2 separate regions of the Homo sapiens genome follow, and region 1 is linked to region 2. The links are chromatin loops, found by intact Hi-C in ENCODE. Cell type or tissue: Calu3. All regions are shown on one strand.

The links. Hi-C counts contacts between places; a loop is a spot of excess contacts. Peaks named below come from ENCODE experiments on the same cell type or tissue, not always from the same donor. Only the 100,000 strongest peaks of a DNase experiment are listed, where the experiment ranks them.
Region 1: a loop joins it to region 2, with 3 times the contacts of the local background. A loop is called at or near these places in 1 of 110 quality-filtered maps.

The regions. Positions count from the first base shown.
Region 1 is chr3:172,258,993-172,263,992 of GRCh38, forward strand. The region is part of intron 6 of FNDC3B (fibronectin type III domain containing 3B); the gene reads left to right. Among named protein-coding and RNA genes, the nearest start is that of GHSR, 190 kb to the right of the region's middle. In Calu3, no CTCF peak of the experiment used is centred here; DNase peaks (open chromatin) are centred at 1,669 and 2,209.
Region 2 is chr3:171,871,816-171,876,815 of GRCh38, forward strand. It overlaps TMEM212-AS1 (TMEM212 antisense RNA 1), which reads right to left. Exons shown (of 3, transcript NR_046852.1): 3 at 4,537-4,581. Among named protein-coding and RNA genes, the nearest start is that of TMEM212-AS1, 26 kb to the right of the region's middle. In Calu3, no CTCF peak of the experiment used is centred here; DNase peaks (open chromatin) are centred at 2,516, 2,646 and 4,236.

The DNA of each region.
Region 1 (5,000 bases), 390 kb after region 2:
TTCCCTTACTGCATTTGAACACTGTACTGTTTCTAGATACATTTTTAATATTGCTTTATCTCTCAAGTCTATAGGTGATGATGAATCCTGTGTTTTTTCACCTGTCTATAGCTGCATATAAATTCTGAGTATTGCAAAAATATCAAGAAAACATGAGAAAAGTTAAAAGTGAGCTCAGGTCAGTGGAATTCATCCATCTGGCTGCCAATTACAGTCTGAAAAGTAAAAATAGTCCAAACAAGCCCAAATAACTTTTATTTTTTCAAAGGACAGTGGGGACCCCTGGATTAGAATGCAAGAGACATGAGGCATTCTTCTTGGCAGGAAACTGGACAATTAACATCGCCACTTCCATTTCAAGCGTAGGCTGCCAGATCTCTCTGCTTAGTTATAGAGGCCTCTGAGTGACTCTAGTTAGGGGCCGAGCGCACTTGAACGCCTTGCAACTGTCTATGTGTGGGATGGAGATAGTTCTGGGGACAGAAGCCTGTTTCATAAGGAGCATGCTGCTCATTAACATGCGCTTTCTGACTTGGGCCTTATCCTGCAGGCCCAAGGCTGGAGAAATCAAACTGTGAATAACTACTTTTCTGTAAGACCCCTTTATGATGATTTTTTTCCCTCTTACTGGGATGTTGATTTTACTAGTGCAAAGGCAAATTTACAGCTCAACAAAGAGGAAACCATGGTGGCCCAAATTGTTAATTAGTAGAGTATATAATTGTCTTTATTAAGTTACATCACTTATCCTATCTTTTGCCTTTTGCCCTTTCCCCCTCGTATTTTTGTTGCAATCTGGAATGTTTTAAAGATGTTTACTACATGATTCTTTCAACAGGCAAAATGAGATATTTTTGTCATGTCAAGTTAAGAAGTCTTAACCCATTAAATCATACTTGAAGCTTCACATTTTTCACTTGCATATAAAGACAAAAAGCATGCAAAAATAATTCGTTGAGTTTTCTTTTGAAATGAATGTTCACCAGAAGTTTGAGGTCAGAATTTTGATTAGTTTTTACCATATGTAGTACTGAACTCTGTAAACCCATGTTATTTTCTCTGCCTTTTTGCTTTCTTGGGAACTGATCATGACAGCATTTAGATGACATCAGAACCCATGTTGGTAAAATAAATGTCATCCCAAAGAACCCTTTAAACAGCAGGTATAAGTGATGATATGGTTTGTTTCTGGTATATTTGTAACCTTCAATTTTATTGATTTGAAACTTCTATATGTTATTTCTTTCATTTAGCTAAGTTGAATTCTGAATTTAACTGGGTTAGAGATCGTCATCACAAAAGTGCCATACTCAGAAGCATATTTAAAATATGTACTAGTTGGGACCTTGCAGATCTTGGTTTAGTCTCAATTCAGCCACTTGGGAACTATGTGCCCTTGGGCATGATAGTTCATCTTTCAAGGCTTCATTTCTTTCTTGTATGTAGAAAATAGGGGTAATTAATGGCATCTCTTTCAGAGGACTATCATCAGCTCTTAGTACAATTTCAGACACTAAGTGCTTTAAAAATGTAGTGGTATTGGTGAAGAAAGACCATGAGATTTTTTCCTTGTGAGAACTGCTTTCTGTGGGCCATTTTATTATAACCTCAGCTTGTGAGCATGCCCATCAGAATGCTGTTGGGCAAGGCGTCCTGCAGGCTGGGTCAGTGTTAAGTAATAGTGAATGCCAAGGACTTGAGATAGGGGAGAGTTCAGAGGGGCATCCACTCCCCAAAAAAGGTTCTCGGACTATTGCCAACCCACAAACAACCTGCTGAATTCTGGGCAAGAATAAAATGCAGTCCTCTCTCCGTGCTTTTTCCCTGTCACCTCTCTGGTTGAATTCTCTGTGTGAGCCCACAGAATGGGGTCTGACAGGCCTGCTTGATTCTGTTTGAACCCACTCAGCAAATTAACCACTCTAAGTTACTTTGCTAAAAGGGGGAGATTTCAGGGGACATTAGCTGGAGGCGATGGGCAAACAACAACTTCTCTATATTTATTTTTCTCCCACCCACATTCCTTGCATTAGGGCAATTAGTTAAGCTAGATGGATAAACTAACTGGGTAACCCACTAAATTTCCAAGTCTTTCACAACCTTTCCTTACACCTGGCAACTTGTACACCATGTCTTCCGCATTCTGTGGGCTGCATAGACCTGCCCTGCTACATTGCGGAAGGGGTCAGCACTAGGTTTAAGTAGATCATGGGGGTGGCGAGGCATCATGGAGGCTGACTACCAGGTATGTCGAGGTGGAAACCATTTCTGTTAATACCTTATCTGAAAGAGTCTCAGCATTTGTGATGGAATTTTGGCAAATTTCCTGCTGCTATGTCAACATCGATTTTGTCATTGCTTCTCCTTCTGTGGAATGGAGCTCTAGGATCTTTACATAAACTGCAGTGTCAAGAGGCAGGGTGTTGAACTTCTGGTTTTGTATGATCAGTATTGTAATGTGATAATTATAGTCTATACTACAAATATGTTCATTATTCTTCATGCTTTCTGCCATGGTCAGCTGTGGCTTTTATTTTAAATTTAATTTGCTCAACCAGACACACAGTGTAGCAGACGCTATTACCGTATTTCAGTTTTTGGTGCTGTAGTGAGACTTTGAAATTCTAGGAATTGAGTAGATAACACAAGTGTGATGTGGGAAAGGTCCCTGGGAAACAACAGTGATTCTATTAGGCTGGTGCACAAATAATTGTGGGTTTTGCCATTACTGTTGTACCCACATAATAGCTCAGTGCATGCAATTTACAAAGTAATAAGTGAAATGCTCCCCATAGTTGACTATAACATTTCCTCATTTTTCTCTGAATTTGCTTTTTAAAAAACTCTTCCCCTTGCCATTCCCTTCCCCATTCCAGATTGTAACTGCTTCTTTCCAGCTGCATCAGAAGAAGGGGACTTTCCATGTAGGTGTTATTCTCAGAAAAGGCCAGAAAAGACCAGGTCATGGTGGGGATGATTTGCTCCAAGCATAAAAGAGAATTGTGATGGTTCAGGAAGACTGGAAAATAACGAGACTGGAAAGAAATGAGAAGGGCTTCAGAGGAATGGCACATTGAAATAAAAGGAAGTGGTAAGAACAGGAAAACAAGTGGAATGAAAGGAGCACACAGTGGGCAGGGATGATTGGATAGACTGTGGAATAAAGATAATTTGGGAAAAAAATGGGCAGAAAATAAGAGAGGTTTCATGGTTCCATTATTGTATATTCTATTCCTCCTACTAGGTTAACATTTCCCAGAGGGGTTGGGTGGAGACGGGGAAAGCCTTTTTGCCCTGTTGTGGTCCATGTGCCCTTCTGCTGGCAGATCCACTTGGAACAAATCTCCATGTGAATACATCTCCTACTCTTTTCCTATTTGGAGTTTCCTGATGCTTTTGTCTACCTCTTGTGCTGGATTAGAGCATCCACTGCCAGCATGCATTAATGTGATAAACAAAATAAAAGTGAAGTCTTAAGTAGAACTTTGCAAGGAGTAGCAGTACACTATACGGAGGTATTAGGTTTTTTTGAATATGACTTGAAGTTGTTAAAATGATATTTTAGAGTTTTGATGTGCTTAAAAACTGGAAATTGAGAATTTTTTTTTTTATTTTTTGTTTTAAGTTAAAAATTAAGCACAAGATGCCAGGCATGGGAGGATCACTTTGTGAGGCCAAGGCGAGAGGATTGCTTGAGCCCAGGAGTTCAAGACCAGCCTGGACAGCATAGCAAGACCCCATCTCTGACAAAAAAAATTAGCTGGATGTGGTGGGCATGCCTGTAATCCCAGCTACTTGGGAAGCTGAGATGGGAGCATTGTTTGAAGCCAGGAGGTCAAAACTGCAGTGAGTGTTGATCATGCCACTGCCCTTTCGCCTAGATGACAGAGTGAGACCGACTCAAAAAAAAAAAAAAAAAAAAAAAAAAAAGCACTAGAAAGTTGGGAGAGAGGGCAGCACTTTTCCTTTATTGCTGGGTTAGTATGCCTTTGTCAAAAGCAGCTTGTTTTAAATGAAGATGTCATGCTTATTTCAAGTCCTCTTAAAACCAAATTCACTCTCATATCCCCTTGGTATGTAATAAAAAGCAATATATATAAATATATATATATATATATGGCATTTCTGTGAAATAATCAACTCTTGCTTTCTAGACTTATTAGAATTACCTCATGAAAGCAACATGAGGAAGTGAGTGGGAAGAACTAGGTCTACAACAGTTAAAAATTTTTTTTCATAAATGCATTTATTACTGCTTCTCTTAATTCACATGGTGAACTTCCATTGACCTTTTTTCCTTTTTATTTGAAAAGACACAAATTATTGTATGGAACAGTACGATCTTTCAAACCAGGAGGGATGGAGAAACTGCCATATTTTAGGTTCACTGAGTTCCTCAAAACTATTTAAGTGTCTTGCCAAGCACATTTTTAAAAAATTCATATTTAGTCTTTCAGGAAGATTTATCTTTTGTTGGAATGTTGCTCCAAGGAACTCTGTAATATACCAGCATCTCTTGAAAGCTTTGTTAAAAATGATGTGTTACTTAAGTGAAAAATGGTTATGGGTGCCTTAATTATTCAGCTATCAAGTGTTTTTTTTTTTTTTTTTTTTTTTTTGACACACTGACAGCATTCGTATTATTTACTACTTACACTATCATCCATGGGAAGATGGCTCCAATGTACTTGTAGACAGTTTTCAATTTGAAAACTATATCTTCATTTCATTGAAGAATTTCATGTCTGGGAAGTACTATTCCCTATAGAGTTTAATCTCTGGGTATAGTGGTCTCAACATCATCTACAACATTACGCATGAGGACTGTTTAGAGTAAGTTAGGTAAGTTGCTATTGCATTAGCATTCCTCTGAAGAAAGATGATCTTTTAGGTAGTAAACATACATGCATCATAGAATCAGTAGGATTTCCTGATCTGCCTGACTCTGCAGTGCTTCCATGCCTGTTTTCTGTGTCATTTCTTCATTTTCTTTTCTTTTA
Region 2 (5,000 bases):
GCATAGTGCCCTTTAACCTTCTGTTAATTTTTGAAAACCTCCAACCCAATCCAAACCAGACAAAACTAACAGCAAATGACCAACAAGAGTATTCAACAGAGAGCTTTCCCGCTTCCTTAGACAGGCGCATCCACGAAAGTGATGGCTTTTCCTGTTTTATGATTATGCCAGATTATTTCATTACACATGTATTTCTTTTTTATATCTTTCTGCCACCCCCTGTCACCACTACCACCAATTTTGTTCTCTGTTGATTCCTCTTAAATCCTTAAGTAGGACCATGATGCAGTTGTCTGAGTCATCCTTCCCTGGGTTCCTATGACATTAAAAAAAAGGCTAAATTAAATGTCAGAAGAGACACTTTCTTTTCTTTGATAAACTATAGAAATAAACACGTCTCTTTTTTTCTTCCTGGGGTCAAAAGAATGGACAGTAAATTTGGAGCAGTGTTCCTCCTAAATTTGCCTTATATGTGATCTTTATTTTGAAATATTTACAAAATAATTTTGATCTTTAAACTCTTTCCCTCTATGTCCTTATAAAATAAAAATTTAAATAGTTTTACATGTTAGCCTTTTAAAATTAACTTTTTTCTGATTTATATATTATGACATAAAAATTGAAATTATATTATTATCGTTATAGAAATTTTAAAATTCGAAATATAAATTTACAGTGAATGAATGTTGTCTTGAAGTTTCTCTTGTTCCTTGTGTGGTGTTTCATTAAACTGTAATTCCGTATTACCTAAATTGAGGAAACGTTTTTCTCAGCTTTTCTTCATTGCCATTACCAAAGTGACTCAAAATCTTCAAAGCACAGTTAAAACACTGAATTGTGCCGTAATGAGAAGGGCCTTCTGCATAGGGAGTGTGACCCTCCCTCCTAGACTCTCTGTCTCTTGTCTTTGGCACTCATGACAGTTTAATAGTTAGAAGGCACCTTCAAGGTCCGTTAGGCCAACTTCTCATCAAATGTCCCAAGGTCTATATGCCCCTTACAGTTCAGCCATTCCCAAGAGGCAACCCATTCAGCTATTAAGTAGCTCGAAATGTCCAGGTTCTTTCTTCATTTGGTTAGAGATCTGCTTCTTACATTCTTTATGTCTTGGTCCTGCAACTGTAGTTCTTTATAGCATAATGCAGTGGTTCTCAGATTGTGGTCCCCAGACCAGCAGCATCGGCATCACCTGGGAACTTGCATGAACTGGAAAGTGTGGGCTTGGGTCTCATCAATCTGGTTTAGGAAGTTGAACTCCAGATGACAATGATGCACACTAAAGTCTGGGATGCACAGATGTCCTATAGTAGAAAGTGGGTGGGGCTTTGGAATGAGGAACCCCTGGCCCAGAAACCCAGATCCTGGCCCTCTGTGATCTTAGGGCAACCCCTCAGTTTTCTCCTGGTCAGATGGAGCTGATGGGGGCAGCTAATTCACAGGCGTGCTGACAGAATTCAATGATACCCCATAGGTAAAGCACAGAGCAGAAAATCCAACATACTGTGAGCACTCAAAATCGGCGTGTAGTGTTATAGAGTCATGCAACGCATTTATTGGATGCCTTTGAGTAACAGTCTACATAGAGTCCATGCGTTTGATAATTAACAAGTTGAGAAAAAAGTTTACATATAACACTCTAGACATGAAACTGTTAAATACCTTCATTTTACAGATGAAAAATCCGATATTCAGAGAGGCTAAGTGACATGTTCAAAGGCACACAGCTGGTCCTACAATTGATGCCTTAGCAGCCTGAGCTCCAATTCTTGATAAAATGCCCAGTGGTCACCTTAAATTTCTTCAGAACAGAGTGGGATATAAATAAGAAAGCAAATATAAGCAAATAAATAACCAGAACACCCAATAATGGGTACGAATGCTCAAATAATGTGAGCATGATGCAGTTACTTGAGTCATTCTTCACTGGATTCCTGTGACATAAAAGGAAGTCCTGTGATTGGTGTCTGGAAGTCCTGTAAGTGCCTCCCAGCCCCTGGCTCTTCAGTCAACACATGTTTATTTGTCACTTTAATGGAGCAATAAAATATCTAGTCCTGGGTCTGGTGATTACACAAGTAGGGACTTCAAATGTGTCAGTATATTATCTGAATTACTTTAATATTTTTGTACACAATTCTGAGGAGTACAAACAGATACAAAACTTTTATGGTACCAAGTGAAGTAGTCCAGTACCATGTCTTTTAGGTTAACCGAAATCCCAGGTATAACATTAAAAATTATATTCAGATATCATGAAATATGTGGGGGTATTTCTTGCCCTTACAGTTAACAAGAAATGAAGAGTCATTTTGCTGTGCCCTTGCCTGGGAGAACTAAAAGGTTATTTCTTGCCTTCATATGCCACAAAAGTCTGTTTCACAGACTGGAAGGAATAAGCATCTTTACTTTAAACAACCTGCTTCCAGTTTTGTGTGGCTGTTGATATTATAGAACCAGTGGCAGAGGCCAAGGCAGGAAAATGGGCTGGGTTACTTATAACTCTTTGAATGTGGACACATCAGCTTGCGGGAAGGAAACTATTTAAAATGGGGCTTAGGGAAAGGGGGAAAAAAATCCCCTTTTCCCATATGAGATTCTTCCACGGTGTTGTCATGCAATCTTGAAAACCTCCATAGAACAGTAGATCACTCTCATTGGATATATGCAAATTTTCTGAGACCCAGTGGTTTCCTGCCAGGAAAAACTTATAATAACAGAGCAAGAATGCAATTTGAGCCCTTGCTTTCTGAAATCCCTGAAAGAACAGACTCATTCTTGACAGGGCAATTTCAGCCCTTGACATTCCAGGAAATAGCTCCATAATGTCATTTGGGCTGGGCTTGTAACCAGTCCTAAGATGTGGAGACACAAATGCAGCATGTAAGATTTCAAATATCAGTTCAGGGACCATTCTTGATTTTCACAGGGAGTTTAACAACAAAAACCACCAACAGAAGAAAACACAAGCAAGACATCCTAATTAAATTTAACATTGTCACTACTAATTAAACCCAATATAGGAAGAGGAAGGGTTTCTGCCAAGAAATTACAGACACATCCTGAAGCCTATTTCCTTTCCATTTCCTAGGTACTGGGTCCATGCCATAACCAGGATGTGACACCCAAACAAGACTGTATTTTGATCATTAATATATACGCATAAGTTAACCCCACCCTGGGGCCTCAAAGGCCTTTATGAGATGTGCTGGTCTTCGCATTTCGATGTGTTTCATTTTCTCTGGGTTCAGTACAGTTGAAAAAGGTTATGAGACTCAGGTTAAAAGTCAGGAAACGGATCAGGGCCCTATACTATGACATCATTTTCTTGCAATGCAATGAAGCAATGACATTTCCTGGAGGAAAAATTATTAGAGATGACAGGCAGCCTCAGTTATCTCCAATATTTGGAGTGGAAGGTGTCAAGCCTGCAAGCCTCCAGCTCCAGCCTCCTTCCCTGCTCTTCCTTGGCTGGGCCTTCTCAAAGGTGAAGCGAGAGAGAAAGAGAGAGCGAGAGACCAAGCCCACTTCCATTTTTTTTAATAGTCCTGGTATATTTTTAAATGAAGATATGCTAAAACTTAGTTATAAAAACTGTGTGATTTTTCATTATTAAAGCAATTAACACTCTACAACAAAAAATATGTGTAATATAAGCTTGCAATTTACAAAATAGTTTCCAGATTTATTTTTTAAAGTGACATCTAGGCAGAGCTACCTGGTATGACTGTGCAGGTCGACCAAGGGGAAGAGCGGGGATTAAAATCTGGTTCACAATTGCCAAACCTGGTGCAGGGCTGTATCTGCCTTTTTCTGATTCACACAAATGTTACACCACAAGTGATAGGTTGTCTTACAATAGGGCATAGGTTTAAGTGAACGATGAACCAGTTTCGTGCTTTCAATCTTAAGTATCTCTCTGACTGTAGGAATAACATATCTTGGGGGTATCTCCAGAAGTATAAATTTAGGGAGCTGCCTAATTGTGAGTCCTGGGACAAATGAGCCTCCTGGCAGGTCACCCCAGGCACATAGGGAATCTTTTCAGATTTACAAAAAGGTGGTGTTGATGAGACAACACAGGCTGTGTGAAACACGTGGTTTGGAGAACAGGAGCCCTGGGCTAGGTTTCAGCCTGGCCAGGTGCTTTTGTGCAAATTGTACAATTGTAGTGACACTACTGGCCTCCCATATGGTAGACCTTGACCTGGACTCCACATGCAGACGGACCTGCTCCAGCTCTTAAAAACCAGTTTAGAGACCTGAATCGAAGCCAGAAGAGTTTAAGGGCTTAAGTCAACACACTGAGACTCCACATCAAACCACTCTTGCTTCTCCATCTCTGCCTTTATGACTGGGTTTAGATAACTGGGCTTCTGCTACATACCTCTGTTCCAGTGTCTGGGTGCCCGATGAGTAATGCCCGAAACTGGGTGTCTAGTCCACTTACCATGCCCCTTCTGGGGACTGCAGGAATGTTCCATAAACAACAAACTGAGGGCTCCAGCCTTTGGACTCTTTTTTCTTCTACTTGTCCTCCCACTTGGATTCTCCTGGGAGTTAGCAGAATCCATCAAGCAATAACTGCAAACATGATAGAAGAGAACAACTCCTTAATACTTTTTTTCCATTTCAAAACAAACTACTAAGACACTTTTACTTCAGTGAACGAGAGCAAGCAGGGGTGAGAAGTTTCTATTGCAAAAAAAAAAAAATCAAAGTTATGACTTCAGAAATGTAAATTCCTAGTATCCTTGATAGATTTATATATCTAAGCAATGTTTCTAGATATTGTCCTAGGTTTGCCAAACAGATTTAAGCTCTCTATGGCAGTTGAGTGGCTAGGTGTCAGCCCTCACGAATCAAGAGTGCTTCTATAAATCATTTCACAGTAATTGGATGGGACTTGCAGTGACAAATATGCTCTTTCCTGGAGAAATTAGCGAATATCTGAAAGGCTTATATATTTCCCCAAGATTAGTCAAAACACAAGCCTAGTCGTC